2 separate regions of the Homo sapiens genome follow, and region 1 is linked to region 2. The links are chromatin loops, found by intact Hi-C in ENCODE. Cell type or tissue: K562. All regions are shown on one strand. Each heading gives the region's core, and the rest is flanking DNA. Links, peaks and the distances in the headings are about the cores only.

What was found. A loop is a pair of places that touch in the nucleus more often than their neighbours do. Peaks named below come from ENCODE experiments on the same cell type or tissue, not always from the same donor. Only the 100,000 strongest peaks of a DNase experiment are listed, where the experiment ranks them.
Region 1: it touches region 2 in a loop (9-fold over the local background); 5 of 110 quality-filtered maps call a loop at or near these places.

The regions. Positions count from the first base shown.
Region 1 is chr22:19,213,822-19,221,644 of GRCh38, forward strand. It overlaps CLTCL1 (clathrin heavy chain like 1), which reads right to left. Exons shown (of 33, transcript NM_007098.4): 17 at 7,556-7,790; 18 at 6,064-6,186; 19 at 2,290-2,435. Among named protein-coding and RNA genes, the nearest start is that of SLC25A1, 39 kb to the left of the region's middle. RefSeq lists an enhancer at 3,897-4,634. In K562, for the core only: a CTCF peak has its summit at 4,283; a DNase peak (open chromatin) is centred at 4,300; H3K27me3 peaks cover 868 bases.
Region 2 is chr22:19,473,868-19,481,690 of GRCh38, forward strand. UFD1 (ubiquitin recognition factor in ER associated degradation 1) reads right to left here and starts at 5,326. Exons shown (of 12, transcript NM_005659.7): 1 at 5,216-5,326; 2 at 1,603-1,735; 3 at 1,201-1,233. The coding sequence starts at 5,218. CDC45 (cell division cycle 45) reads left to right here and starts at 6,053. Exons shown (of 19, transcript NM_003504.5): 1 at 6,053-6,152; 2 at 6,291-6,350; 3 at 7,086-7,178. The coding sequence starts at 6,102. RefSeq lists silencers at 5,093-5,162, 5,953-6,002 and an enhancer at 5,563-5,862. In K562, for the core only: CTCF peaks have their summits at 3,907 (motif pointing left), 5,545 and 5,775; DNase peaks (open chromatin) are centred at 5,344, 5,594, 5,984, 6,354 and 1 weaker place; H3K4me3 peaks cover 2,775 bases.

The DNA.
Region 1 (7,823 bases), core at 1,600-6,599, 260 kb before region 2:
AAGGGTGATGGAATTGTTTGTATCCCGACTGTGGTGATTCTACAGATCTACACTTGTGTTAAAATTCCTAGCACTGCATTCCCCATCCCCTTCCAGAAGGTCATTTTTACTGTATGGTGGTTTTATAAAAAAGAATTTTAAAGTTGGGTGCTAAGGGTCATCCATGTACAGTGTTCATTTCTACTGCTATCTGGTATTCCACTGTATGACTGTACTACAGCCTACTTATTGATGGTTATCTGGATCGCTCTTAGAGCTTTGTCTTGAGTATCCCTGCACATCTCCTCATACAAATAAGCTGAGTTCCTTTAGGGCTCATAAGGAAGAGAGGAAATTGCTGGCTGTGTGCATCTTTTTTCACCAAACTGTTTCCAAATGTAACGCACATTCCCAGCAGGGGCACGTCAGAGGTCCAGCTGTTCAACATCCTCATCAGCACTGATTAGGAGAGTGGGGTTCCTGCTGCTCTGGCAGGAGTAACAAAGCATCGGATGATGCACTGTGGCCTCACTCTGTGCCTCCTTGGTGGCTGATGAGGCTGAATTCACAAGCTGCCCTTCCTCTCACCGGAGGGTGTGCTCAAGCTCTCTGCTTGGTTTCTCATTGGGTTGCTTGTGTTTGTCTTTTATTACAACTTTTCCCTACTAATTTTTTGTTGGTTGTGTTGCAAATATCTTCCCCGCATTTGTAGCTTCTCATTTGTCCATCTTCTTTACGATAAAGTGCTTAAGTTTAATACAGTCTTATTGGTTTTTCACTAAAGGTTTATTTATGGTTTCTGGTTTCTGTGACTGGCTTAAGAATTTATTAGGTCATAAGTATATTCTTCCAAGTATATACTCTAAAAATAATATATTTTGCTTTTTTTTTTTTTTTTGAGATGGAGTCTCGCTCTGTCACCCAGGCTAGAGTATAGTGGTGCCATCTCGGCTCACTGCAACCTCCACCTCCCAGACTCAAGCGATTCTCCCGCCTCAGCCTCCCGAGTAGCTGGGATTACAGGCACCTGCCATCATGCCTGGCTGAATTTTTATTTTTAGTAGAGACAGGGTTTCACCCATGCTGGCTAGGCTGGTCTCAAACTCCTGGCCTCCCAAAGTGCTGGGATTACAGGCGTGAGCCACTACGCCCAGCCAAGGCTATTTTTACCTACGCATAAAACTGTCTGGTGAAATCATCAATGAAAGAAGAGCACGAACTTGAGGTTACCTGCATGTTTGAGAAGCAAGTGTTTAAGAAGACAGCAGAGCTACAGCCACCTGTAAGTGCCTGGAAGTACACACAAACTAACAACTATCAAAGGAGGTTGATCAGACAGCAAGACAGAATATCGTAGCCACCTCAGGCACCTTAATCCTGGCATCCTGTCATTAGTCAGGGTTTATGATTCCATTAAATATAATTTCACATTCCATATGCCATTACCATATAGCATCTCCAAGTTTAAAAACACACACACAAATTCCTCTCTATAATACTACAGCCCTTGATAGCCTTTCTGGCCTACAAAATAAATCTCATAACTAAATCTTTACAGCTGCACTTATGATGTGAGTTGATTAAAATCTGACACAGAATCTCTGATGGTGAATTTTGAAGTGGAGAGGAACCCCAGGTGGCTGGCCCATGCGGAAGCACGCACTCTTACCTCTATGGTGCCTGCCCATGCAAAAGAAGCACGCGCTCCCACCTCTATAGTGCTGGTCCATGCCGAAACACACACTCCCACCTCTATACTGCCGGTCCGTGTGGAAGCGTGCACTCTCACCTCTATAGTGCCGGTCCATCGGAAGCACGCACTCGCACCTCTATAGTGCCGGGCCTGTGCTGCTGCCCCTGCCACAGCTCCTGCTCATCTGGCTTCTACATTATACTTCGGGCAAGTCTTCCCTGATACATGCCCAGATCTGGTTCTCCTGCCACCTTTCTCCAAGCTTTGTTCACCATGATTTGAAGAGTTCAACACATCCTTAGGCCACATGAGACCTTCATAAAATGCCAGCTCCCTTTCTCTGAGCATTGTGTTAAAGGACAGTGTGGGCCAGAGCAGTAAGAGGAGCGCAGGCTCCTAGAAAATGTGAAACTGAGGCTGGGCTCTGAGACAGGCAGGAGCTAATAAGGGAAGGGCTAGATTGAGGTAGAGGAGGTGGTAAGAAGATTGGCATGTCTGGGGAGCAGCCAATGGGCAGGCTGGATGGGTGAAGCGGTACGAGATTGTAACAGAAGATGAGTATCAAGCAGATGTTTTGAATCTGCCTGTGTCCACAGCTACCCCTGGCATAGCCTCACCTGTGCTCGCTGAAGACAGAGTTATCCAGAACTATCTTCTCCAGCAGTTCAATCAGTTCATTAGGCAGGTCGGCTGTCATAAAGGCTTTGACAGTGACCGAAATCTCTTCAGGATCCCGTGTTTCTGACAATGCTGTCTGTACCACCTGGTTTTAAAAAGCATTTGAAAGAACTTGATTAAAGTCAATTCAAGACTGTATCTTTGAAGCTAAACAGAAGGGAAGGACTCCTCCAAGATGGTCTGGAATAGACACAGAGAAAATGGGAGACTTCTTAATGTAACAAAGGAAGGGTTTTCAAAGTTAATTTCAGGAAATTCTGTTTGCTCTGTTTTGACAATTAGTTTTTCTCTCATATCAAATATGCTACAGACTCTTACTCAGCTCCAATGACCAGTGCACCAGGCATTTTGAAATGAATGTCTCCTTTTAGATTTGTCTCTTAAAGCCACTAATAGCAAATATGGCTCCACTTCTCTAATGAAGACACCGCAGGGGCTTCCAGCAGCCTCTTACTAGAAGAGAGCACTGCCACTGCTGTGGCACAGTCCACAGCCAGAGCTGTGGAGCCACGTGCCTTCACACCGGATGACACTCAGAACCACAATCTGAAGGAAAGACCAACAAAAGACTGGCTGTGCCACCCCTCCTCCAATTATAGGTGTCTCACATACAAAAACACTTACAAATAGGGTGGAAAGACAGTTTTCCAAAGAGTACATTTCCCATGCAACAGCAGTTTGGAACGCCAGCACTGTTCTCTTTGCACTTTGGACCAGGCACCTTCAGTGACTTCCAGAATCTAATATTTTTGCCAAGTTTCTGGTTCTCCTCAGGGGTGGGCAACAGCCGTGTATCAATGAGAGGGAAGAGACAGCTCTGGACGGTCTTTCATGGCTAACACAGCCCTCTGACCATGAACTTTCACCTAGCAATCTTGAGGGGCCTTAAAGGAACCTAGGGTCAAGGTCAGTCCAGTCCACCTTTCTGCTAGTCTTTGTGAACTCAATGGTACCATAAGATGCAAAAGTTCTACCTCTGTGGAATTTGTAGTAACTACAACAAGGAGGCTGAAGAGTTTGAGAACAGGAGCTCTCCCAGCAGCTAAGGAACCAAAAGGGTATGCCTGAGGGAAAGGGGCACCAGGACACAGCACAAGTCCATCCAAAGGAGAAGGTACACTTCCAACAGTGACATCTAACTGTCAATTCTTGAAAACCTTGGAGGCCGGCCGCGGTGGCTCATGCCTGTAATCCCAGCACTTTGGGAGGCCAAGACGGGCAGATCATGAGGTCAGGAGATCGAGACCATCCTGGCTAACACGGTGAAACCCCAGCTCTACTAAAAATACAAAAAAGTAGCCGGGCGTGGTGGCGGGCGCCTGTAGTCCCAGCTACTCGGGAGGCTGAGGCAGAAGAATGGCGGGAACCCGGAAGGCGGAGCTTGCAGTGAGCCGAGATCGCGCCACTGTACTCCAGCCTGAGTGACAAAGTAAGACTCTGTCTCAAAAAAAAAAAAAAAAAAAAAAAAGAGTTCGAGACCAGCCTGGCTAACATAGTGAAACCCCATCTCTACTAAAAATACAAAAATTAGCCAGGCGTGGCGGCAGGTGCCTGTAATCCCAGCTACTCAGGAGGCTGAGGCAGGAGAATCACTTGAACCTGGGAAGTGGAGGTTGCAGTGAGCCGAGATCACGCCATTGCACTCCAGCCTGGTGAAGAGCAAAACTCTGTCTCAAAAAGAGAAAAAAAAAAAAAAAGAAAGAAAGAAAACCTTGGAGCAACTTAAATAAATACACACAGGTTGTTTTAAGGGCAAAAATAAATTTCTACCATCTGTTTGAGTCAATACAGGATGCCCCACCTAAGGTTGCCTCAGGACACTGCTCTCAGTAAACTTTTCATAATGAGGTTCCACTCCAGACACTAAAAGCAGCCTCCCTCTGTTATTATGCGCTCTGGATTACAGGAGCATTGCAGTTGAATTTCGCACCAGGAGGTGGCTACAGATATCCAATTACAGCAGAGATAATGAAAGACCAGCAGCTCTACCCAGAAACAGGAAGACAAGAGGCCCCCGCTGGCTCCGGTATGGTGCAGTGTTAAAGTGGCCCTTCCCCAGTACCAACATGAAGTCACCTTCAAGGTGTACCAGGTGGCTGGACTATACCTGGAGAAATGTCTGATGTCTGGGAACCTGGATGTAGAACCCTAGTAGAATATTGTGTTGTTTAATATTTTTATTAGATTTGGATGGGTAAGTCCAAAGTTGAAACAGAGATTCAAAACAACATGACCTTCCATAAATCTCAAAGTATTTCAAAATAAAAAGTTTATTTAAAAAAGTAGTGGCACAGGCTTGAGGAAACAGTGGACAGAAAACGAGAGGATGAAATTCAGTAGAGATAAAGGTCAAATCCAGCCCTCAAGCCTTTCGAAAGCACTGGTCCAGCAGGTTGGCAATGTGTATGAGGGAGGTGGGAGTTTTAACTGGTCCTATTCTCAGGGCTGAAGCCACTTGTTGGACGAGGGTTTTGTTCCAACATTGGTCTTGCCCCACCCCTAAACAGTCTGCCTAGCACCTAGGGACAGTGCTGAGGGCAGCAGAGGCACTATCTGCAAATGTCTGTGAGGCTATAACTGGAGAGGAGGCTCTTCCACAGGGCTGTGGGAAGCCCTCCCAGAGGCCGAGGCAGACTCCCACCTGCCAGGCCATACCCAATAATGACCCCTGGCCCCAGCACTCTGCCCAGTCTCCAAGGAGGTGCTGGATAGTCACAGGGGCATAAAGAGCACCTCAACAAAGGGAAGTCAGCTGAGACAACCTTGAAAGCTACTTCACCTCTGTCCACGAGGGCTGAGCTGGGCCCAGCATGCAGGCATGACACCAGGTACTCTCTTCCTGGGCTGCATATCCCTGCTTTGGATCCAAGGGCCAACTCTATGCCCTTGGCCAGTTAACAGTTCCAAGTCAGCTTACCCTGGGGAATCAAGCTATTTTTAGGCAAGCTATTTCTGCAGGGGAGAAGGTTCGTAAGGACTAAGATGTTTTATTTATTTATTTATTTATTTATTTATTTATTTATTTAATTTTTTTGAGACAGAGTCTCACCCAGTTGCCCAGGCTGGAGTGCAGTGGCGTGCAGTCTCGGCTTTCTGCAACCTCCACCTCCTGGGTTCAAGCGATTCTCCTGCTTCAGCCTCCTGAGTAGCTGGGATTACAAGCATGCGCCACACAGTGTGTTTTCGTATTTTTAGTAGAGATGGGGTTTCACTATGTTGGCCAGGCTGGACTTGAACTCCTGACCTCAAGTCATCCACCCGCCTCGGCCTCCCAAAGTGCTAGGATTACAGGCGTGAGCCACCATGCCTGGCCTATTTATTTATTTTTTTGAGATGGAGTCTCTGTCTGTCGCCCAGGCTGGAGTGCAGTGGCACGATGTCGGCTCACTGCAACCTCCACCCCCTGGGTTCAAGCAATTCTCCTGCCTCAGCCTCCCAAGTAGCTGGGATTACAGGCGTGTGCCACCATGTGCGGCTAATTTTTGTATTTTTAGTGGAGATGGGGTTTCACCACGTTGGCCAGGCTGGTCTTGAATTCCTGAGACCTCAAGTGATCCACCCACCTCCGCCTCCCAAATTGCTGGCATTACAGGCGTGAGCCACTGCCCTCAGCCAAGATGTTTTAAATTAAAAATGAAACCAGTCACTTGAGCCACAATGATGATCGGACGGCAAAATGCAGGTGTGCAGACATACCCATCTCTGTGCCTCACCTGGTCAATTAGCTGTCTCCTGGATGGGTTGGTCTCCTCAAGGACGTGAGCCCAGAGCTCCGGATCCTTTCTGCATACCAGGTAGCGGGCCTCGCTTTTGAACAGAGAATTCTCATTGCACACCTGAAATGAGCACACTCATGTGTGTGACACAGCAGCCAACCAGCGGAAGCTGCTTGGGAGGACACACCCCAATTCGTTCCCTGTGTGCCTGATACTGGTTTGGTGGACAGTCAGGGCCCAGGCAAGACGCTATGCTTTGACATGGGATGAGCAGCATCCTACAGGGTTAACGATGGACTCAAACTACCTCAAAATGCCCTTTCCAAGTTTACAACAACTCCCAGGGATGTGCCACATATCTGGCCAGTAGGACTTCCTGCATTCAGGGACATGCTCTGTCTCCCATTCTGTCTGATACAGCCACTAGCCATGGGAGGCTACTGAGCCCTTGAAATGTGGTGCGTGACAGGAACTAAACTGGTAATTTTTAATTTAGTTAAATTTAAGTACTCATATGTAGCTAGCTTTAAACCATCTGTAAAATGTTATCAGAACAGCCTAGAACTGGTATAAAACAGCACAAACACTGCAATGTTTCAAGATCTAAAAACTGTAAACTGTGCTTTCACTGGTAGATCTGGAGACCTTTTTCTGAATGTTATAACAGATCTCCAAAACACCAACAGTCCACTGGAATGTTCTAGCGTGTGCAGCACTTGCTAAATCCTGGTGAGGATCAGATCTGTTGAGTGCCAGATGCCCGGCACAAGGCTGAGCGGCGTGCACACGTGCTTGCGGATGCAGCGCAGTCCGCCTGTGTATCACAGGAAAAGCCCAAGCAGGCTGGTGTGGCACCAACCTCACAGGTGCCCTATTCATGTCTGGATTTTTAGATCAAATGATTAGGTAGGAACAGTTCATACAATTCAACCTAAACATGTAATTATATGTGGATCCAAGCCTGGGCAGATGCAGGCAAAAGACCTGGGCAGATGTCTCAAGGAGAGGCCAGCAAGAGCTCATTGGTCAGGTGATGGGGAAGGGCTTGTGTAGAGGGTTACCCCAAAAAGGGGGCATGAAGTACAAGGGTACTCGGGACATGAGGCACCCAGGGAATTGCAGGCCTCTCCAGGTGGGGTGGCAAGATGGATGGCTGATCAAGTTCGGGAGTTGGGAAAGGTGGCAGTCCACAGAGGAGCTCACGAGTCAGGCCAAGGAGTTCAATTCTGCCCTCAAATTGCCAGGCAATAGTAAGGACTGTAAGCAGAGGGATGATAAGTCAGGTTCAGGACCAACTGGTCTACAGGTACAATGCATACAAATTGCATGAGCAAGTTCCCAAAAGCTGTGAGAATCACAAGGAAATAATCTCATGACCTGCCATCTCCAGGTGCACAGAAAGCCCTGATCAGCTCCCCACAGGCACACCTTTGAAAGCTTCCCTGGGAGCCCAGGGTTACATGGGCAGCTCAGCACATCTGCTACCCACCTTGATGAGCTCAAGGTCACACTGCCCCCGCTCATAGGCAACACAGGCCAGATGGGGGTCTCGCTTCTCACAGTAGCGGCCCACCACGCTGCTGTCATAGTAGGCATTCTCTCTCAGGAAGCACTCGGGGCTGTTGTTGCTGTCGATGTAGATTTTAGCCAGTGCATTGTGAGTGGCAGGCTCCTCACAGCCTTCCTGAATCTGGGACTCCAGCCAGGGAAGCAGCAGCTTGAGCCTTTGAAAGAAGGAAGGTGCTGTAAAGTCTCAA
Region 2 (7,823 bases), core at 1,434-6,433:
CTTGCTGCCACCAGAGGCCCCCAAAACCAAGCATGAACCTGTCCTCCTGGCCAACCCCAGTCTCCTGCCTCACACAGGAAGAATTCACACCAGAAACACTCTTTAAGTCTGGAAGGCAATGACTGCATCCTTGATTGGGTTGTCCATGATAGGGATTTTCTGTGCCTGTGTAGTATGGGGCTAGGGCATGGGTTTCCAGGTTGCTCTCATGGGATAAGGGGTCAGAGAAAAGGGAGGAAGAATGTGGCCACTCTTAGAACCCCTGTGGGCCTATCTCACTCCTGGTAAGAGGCAGGAGCCCAGCAAGAGGAGTGGCTTCTGGATGGAAGACAATAGCTCAGTTTTTGACATGCTGAGGATGCATTGGTGCACTGGAGATTAGAAACGGGGGTCTGGGCCGGGCATGGTGGTTCACGCCTATAATCCCATAACTTTGGGAGGCCGAGGCAGGCAGGTCACCTGAGGTCAGGAGTTCAAGACCAGCCTGCCCAACATGGCGGAACCCCATCTCTACTAAAAATACAAAAAATTAGCCGGGCGTGGTGGCGGGTGCCTGTAATCCCAGCTACTCGGGAGGCTGAGGCAGGAGGATCACTTGAACCTGGGAGGCAGAGGTTGCAGTGAGCCAAGATTGCGCCACTGCACTCCAGCCTGGGCGCTAAGAGCAAAACTCTGTCTCAAAAAATAAATAAATAAATAAATAAAAGAAAAGAAATGGGGGTCTGGAGCTCAGGAAAGATGTTTGGTGAGGGGATGAGGAACCTGCTCACAGCGCCCTCTTGTGAGCTGACCAATTCTTCCTTTAGGAAAAAAATCTAGTGAGCCCAGCCAATGGCATCAGCTGCCCTGGCACGGTACAAAGCACTTGATACTTGTACCTTCACTTAATCCTGACAGAATACTGAGAACAGTTGGGGGGTGGGTGGAGGTGGTGATCAGGAAGGGAAAGGGAACCCCCTTCACAGAGGAGGAACCTGAAGCACCCAGGGCAGTGATGAAGCTGAGGTTCAGGGGGCCCTGGCCTCGCCCTAGGTACCTGTGACCCAGGTTCTCCCAGCCCAGCGCATGCCCTCCACGGACAATTCACAACCAGATGCTGACAAAGGGCACTGGTGTCTGGATGTACTGAGGAGCCCATGCTGACTCTTGGTGTCCATATGTACATTATCTAAGTCCTTAAGTCACTCAGAAGATACTTACTGAGTTGGTCCAGGGCCGAGGGTGGCATAATTACTGTGGAAAGAACATTTAAGAAATATTAAAAAATAAAAATAAAAAGGACAGACCAAAGGCAAGATGCAGTTTCTTTATATCTAACAAAAAGCCTTAAACTGTTTTTAGGGTAGCCAGAATGTCCCAGTGATCTTTCATGAAGAATCTTACTTGATGTAATTTATTTTGGGAACTGAATGGTTATCAGCCATAAACCTAACCATAATTAGCACCCCACCCCAACAGAGCAAGTCAGGGATAAATCCCAGCACCATTTTCACAGTAACACTAGCTTCTGACTCCCACATGCAAAGTAAGTACTGTTGAAGGCTACAGCATTGCAGACTTAGGGCAGGAAAAGTTACTATTCAAATAAAAACAAGCACATACTCTTCCCTCCTTTCTCCACATCTGACCTGTCATTAGGCCCTGCTAGCATGGACACAGAGAAGCAGCGGTACTGTGTGGAGAAGCGGTTTTGGAAGACCCTGGGAATAGGGTGGTCGAACATGTTGAAAGAGAACTAGAAGGAGGAAAGAGAAACAAGTATTAAAACAAAGGTACATTTCTTCATGTCAAAAGCCAAAACATGTCAGAGTAATTAATGCTACTAAACATTGTCAGAGAACACAATGTACTGAAATCTTCAATGTAATCTTACTAAATACAAAACAGGCCATGCCAAGCCTGTCCTGAACCTTTTTCAGGGCTATGCTCCCATCTTCATCCTCAGGATCAAGGCCCAACCTCTTGCATACCTCAGAGACTTGTACTGACAGCCCCACAGACTCCTGCCTGGGCTAGTTCCTCTGCCTTGAACACTTTTCCTATTATCATTAATCTAAACAATATTTGTTAATTGAAACATCTCTTTATTGAGTGCCTACTGTCTGCCAGGCTCTGATATGAGCACAAGGGAAGCACCACTCCAGTGATGTCTGTCCACTAACAAAATAGATACCACCCCTGTCCTGGTGAAAATGACACTCAAAGCAAGAGAGATATACACTCCAAGCAACGGACACACACACATGTGTGTCTGGCAGTTCTGAAGACAAGCAGCAGGGTAAGTAGACACAGGGCTCCTGGGAATGCTATTTTAAATAGGTGGTTAGGAAGGGACTCTGCACAAAGACCTGAATGCTATGAGAGGGAGCCAGGCAAAAAAGAGGGAAAGACATTCCAGGCAGCAGGAAGAACAGGTACCCAGTGGTTGCACCCCTTCCCCTGGGTTCCAATTACCATCCTTTCCTTTCCCCAGGAAGCCTCTCTTGCTCTGCTGAGGGTCAGGTCTAGTGCCTCTCCAGCGTGCTCTCACAGCACAAAGTAGGTACACGTTACACTATGTTATGATGCTTTCTTACAGCAACAAGCAAAGCTAAAACATGATGCCATTAAAAAGATAAGATCCTAGATCTTAAACTGTAGACTAAGATGAGGCTTAGCAAACATGTATCAATTTGAAGGTTTTCTCAAAGTACAGTATTCCTCCCACCCCCCACCCCCATATCCACAGGGGATACATTCCAACATCCCCAGTGGACGCCTGAAACCACAGATAATACTGAAATCTATACATACTATGTTTTTTCTTATACATATCTACAATTTTCTTATACATATCTACAATAAAGTTTAATTTATAGGCTGGGTGCGGTGGCTCACGCCTATAATCCCAGCACTTTGGGAGGCAGAGGCAGGTGGATTACCTGAGGTCAGGAGTTTGAGACCAGCCTGGCCAACATAGTGAAACCCTCTCTCTACTAAAAATACAAAAATTAGCCGGGCGTGGTGGTACACGCCTGTAATCCCAGCTACTCAGGAGGCTGAGGCAGAAGAATCGCTTGAACCCAGGAGGTGGAAGTTGCAGTGAGCCGAGATCGTGCCACTGCACTCCAGCCTGGGCAACAGAGCAAGACTCCATCTCAAAAAAAAAAAAAAAAAAAAGTTTAATTTATAAATTAGGCACAGTAAGAGATTAACAATTAATAATAAAACAATTACAACAATATACTGTAATAAAAGTTATGTGAATGTGGTTTCTATTTTAATATTTTTGGACCATGGTTGACCTCGGGTAACTGAAACCACCTAAAATCTCACAGGAGGATATATATTCAAAAGAACTGGAGGCAGAATCAAGAAGAGATTTTTGTACACCCCGTATTCATAGCACAATTATTCATAATAGCTAAAAGGTGGAAGCAACTCAAGTGTCCAATGACAGATGAATGAATAAACAAATTGTGGTATGGTATATACATACAATGAAATATTATTCAGCTTTTAAAAGGAAAGAAATCCTGTCACATGGATGAACCTTGAGGATATCATGCCAAGTGAAGTAAGTCAGTCATAAAAGGACTTATATTTTATGAGTCCGCTTCTAGGAAGTACCTAGAGTAGGCAAATTCATGGAGACAAAGTGGAACAGAGATTGACAGGGGCTGTGAGGAGCAGAAAATGGAGAGCTATTGTTTAATGTGAGTAGAGTTTCACTTTTGCAAGATGAAAAAGTTCTGAAAATCTGTTGCTCGTGAATGTACTCAACACTATTGAACTATAGACTGAAAAACGGTTAAGATGATAAAAATTTGGTTTTTTTAACCACAACTAAAAAAAAATCTGTATTAGAGAAAATTTCTTGACTTGATTCCAAATATATATTTAGTAGAAGGAATGCCACCTACTGACAAAGCAGTTTACTAGCAACTCCAAAATTAGCAAGCTGAATTAGCCATCTCCCAAAATGCAAACATAGCATGTTCCCGCCTAAAATCTGGGATGGTTCTTTACTCCCTGGCACTCTAACACAGTAATTTCCAATCTTTTGTCTTTCTTCTTTTAAGCAGCATAACTGTTCAGCTAAATCTTGGCCAGAACCATAACACAGGAAATAGCGTTTCTGGGTGAACAAGGCCAGAACAGGGTAGGGGCTTGCTTCCCTTGAGTGCTTCTCACTAGCCAACCTATGTAAGCCATTTCTTCTCTTTGAATATAAAAGGTAAATCCGCACAAAGGGGCAACATACTTAACAACCTGCCTGCAGTTTACCCATGAACCCGACCTTCTGCCCCTTCTTTGCTGCTCCCGATCCCATCTCTCACTTTCCTTTTCAATCCCGAGACCTAGCACACTGCCTGGAACATATCAGGTATTCTTGAGTGGATGAACTCAAGAATAGAAATAAGCCAGGGTTTGACAGTGACACACTTGGGATAAAATCTAACAATCATTCCTTGTCTTTACTAAAATAAACAGGTGACAGGAAGACAATACCGTAGAGTGCTTTGCAGCCAGACAGACTTGGCTTCAACTCTCCAGTCCCTACTTCTGTGACTCGAATAAAGTACCTCTGTAAACGTTAGTTTTCTCATGTTTAAAATCATCATCATCCTTGCTTCCAAAGGGATTGTAGGGATTAAAAGAAATAAGCCGCGATGAGGGAGTACAGGTGTTAAAAGCTGTGTAACAGGAAATGTACCAGCAGGTATTAGCTTCCATCGTTATCATTACCGAACACAACACCGCTGTACAGATTCGAAGGCACGAACCCGTAGGCACGGAGCTCACGGAGCTGGGGCAAGAGCTGGGTGTCCCCCAAGAGCGGGGGATGCCCACTACGGATTCTCCCTGGGGAGCGCCCTGATTCTGTTCCCATCCCCAGCAACCTTGCAACTAACTTTGGGTTTATGGAAACCTGTTGCGCGTCCAGCACTTGGGAAACCCGTGAATGGACACAAACCTTCCTTTCTTTCGTCAAGGAGGGCAAGTCCGGCTGAGACAGAATGCGAGCCACGTTCAGGACCGGCGGACGCGACCACAGGCGGTTAGTGGTCAAGGGTCCTGCTTGTGCCCGGTGCGGCCGATGAGCCTGCAGGCCGGACTCAGGCCCGGGTGACTCGGCACCTCCGCCGCCGTCCCGCCCCGCCCTGCCCCGCCGGGCCCTACCTCAGGCCCCGGGCCAAGGCCCAGCCCCCGCCCGCTGCCCGTCAGCGCTTACCATGATGGACACCACCTGGCAGACTCCGCTCCTCTCAGGCAATGCAACGAAGAAACCCCGCCGACCGCTCTCCCAGCCGCCGCTGCCGCTGCCGCCGCGCCAAGCCGGTACGCCCCAGAGGCTCACCGGAAGTGCCGGACCCGAGACCCGGAGGGGGGGTGCCCGGGACAAAGCGTCGGCTGCAAAAGAGAAAAGGCCAGGCGAAGACGCTAGGCTCTAAAACACCCTCAGTAGAAGCATTAAAATGCCCTTTCGTGATTTATTTCCCCTTTTATAGGTATTTTTAAACGTTATTTTAAATTACGTGTTGACAGTATTCCCCTCCAGACGAATTTAGTAGGGCCCATTGTCCTTACGACTACACTACCCACAATGCACTACCCAGACTGCCTCTGCTTCAGCCATCGAGGACTCGGGCGGAACTAAGCTACAAATCCTTCTTCAAACCACACCAAAAACCTATTGCAAACGTAAATGCTGCCCCATTGGGTATGTGACTGAGTTTAATGTATGGTTAGAAGTATACTTTCCCTGAGGGTTCCCAGTGGGAGGCAGTAGGCTTCTCTTCCCAAAGTAAAGATGTCCGCCCAGCGTCGCTTTTCTGGGTAAAAGCGAGTCAGAGTTGAAGGGGGCAACAGTGTTTGCGTTCGGCCTCAGAGGTGACGCTTCTTTGGGGGCGGGCTGGAGTTTTCTGGCCGTGAATGGCAGAGCGCTAATGGCCGCCTCCAATGTGGCCCAATCAGAAAGAAAGGAAGGCTGGGAACTAAGAAGCTATTGGTTGGTGATCCCTGGACCAATCGGAGGAGCCGTGATTTGGCGGGAGTCTTGACCGCCGCCGGGCTCTTGGTACCTCAGCGCGAGCGCCAGGCGTCCGGCCGCCGTGGCTATGTTCGTGTCCGATTTCCGCAAAGAGTTCTACGAGGTGGTCCAGAGCCAGGTGACGCCCAGTCCGGGACCCCCGCCGAGGCCTTGCCGGTGGGGAAGGGATGAGGGGGAGCGACCGTGGGTGACCGGGAGGCAGGGGAGGGCCGGGGTTCGGGTCGCCGTGTTCAGCCGGTCTGCTCTTCCCCGATAGAGGGTCCTTCTCTTCGTGGCCTCGGACGTGGATGCTCTGTGTGCGTGCAAGATCCTTCAGGTGAGTTCTGCGGACCCTAGGAGGGCGGGGCCGGCGCGCGAGGTGAGGGTGCTGCGTGGGGGCGCAGGGCGGGCAGAGTGTCAGGATGGGTGCTGAGGGCTTAGGGTGGGAGAGGGAGCAGGGCAGGAGGTGAACAGCAAGTGAGAGGAGAGAGACTCGGAGGAGAGGTTGCCTCCCTGTCCCAACGGTGTGGGGTGGGATAAAGGATTAAGTAAAAGGTAAAGAGACTAGTTTGTATTTTTGCAATAAGCTATTAATATTAATAGGTGAACACAGCAGTTGCATTTGGGGGAAACTTTGGATCTGTCGTGGCCTCTCAAATGGGGGATTTGAGAGAGAGGAATCTGTGACAACTGTGGGTATAGTCGTGTCACAGGTGTTGCTGGGAATATGGGAGCCCCTAGTCTATTAGGGAAGATCGTTAGTTTGGTTTTGAATAGGGCATAGTATTTACGTTGTTTTGGTCAGGCCCTTGGATCAGGAACTTTTCAGAAGGCCTGGAAGTTAAATCGGCATTTCTCCCCGATGTTTTACTTTGGTAATTTGCAAAATTCACAGAATGGTATGGTAAACGCTCATATCCCTAGCACCTAGCTTTTCCCGTAAGCATTTCACTAGCTTTAATGTTATCCCGTGTCTTTTGTCTCTCAACCCGTCTAATCTTCCTCAGTTTCTTTTCAAGGTAAATTGCTAATGTCCTAAATAAGATAGGCTTTGAAAACACTCTCTCTCCAGGCCTTGTTCCAGTGTGACCACGTGCAATATACGCTGGTTCCAGTTTCTGGGTGGCAAGAACTTGAAACTGCATTTCTTGAGCATAAAGAACAGGTATTGAAGATGCGTTTTAGAATAACGTGGCTTTTTACTCAATTGTAATTTCTTGACACAGCATTCTATTTCCACGATAGATTAAGCGTGTATTTAAGTATCAGCTACATTAGGCAATATGGAAGAGAAAAACATGCTGTATTTACTGGTGACTTACCACGCCCAAGTTGTAGAAGCAAAATTGACAGCAAAAAAAGATAATGAATGTGGATAGCCCCAACTTTGAACTTGTTTTAACTTGTTTTGCAGAAATTTGATTGTAAGGTGCTTGGAATCTAGCAGTTTTTAATATGGTCTAGTTAAAATTATTTTATTTTATTTTGGTTTATTTTTTTATTTTTTATTTTTTTTGAAACGGAGTCTCGCTGTGTCGCCCAGGCTGGAGTGCAGTGGCACGATCTCGGCTCACTGCAAGCTGTGTCTCCTGGGTTCATGCCATTCTTCTGCCTCAGCCTCCTGAGTAGCTGGGACTACAGGCACCCGCCACCACACCTGGCTAATGTTTTTGTATTTTTAGTAGAGACGGAGTTTCACCATGTTAGTCAGGATGGTCTTGATCTCCTGACTTTGTGATCTGCCCACCTCCGAAAGTGCTGGGATTACAGGTATGAGCCACCACGCCCAGCCTTTATTTATTTATTTTTG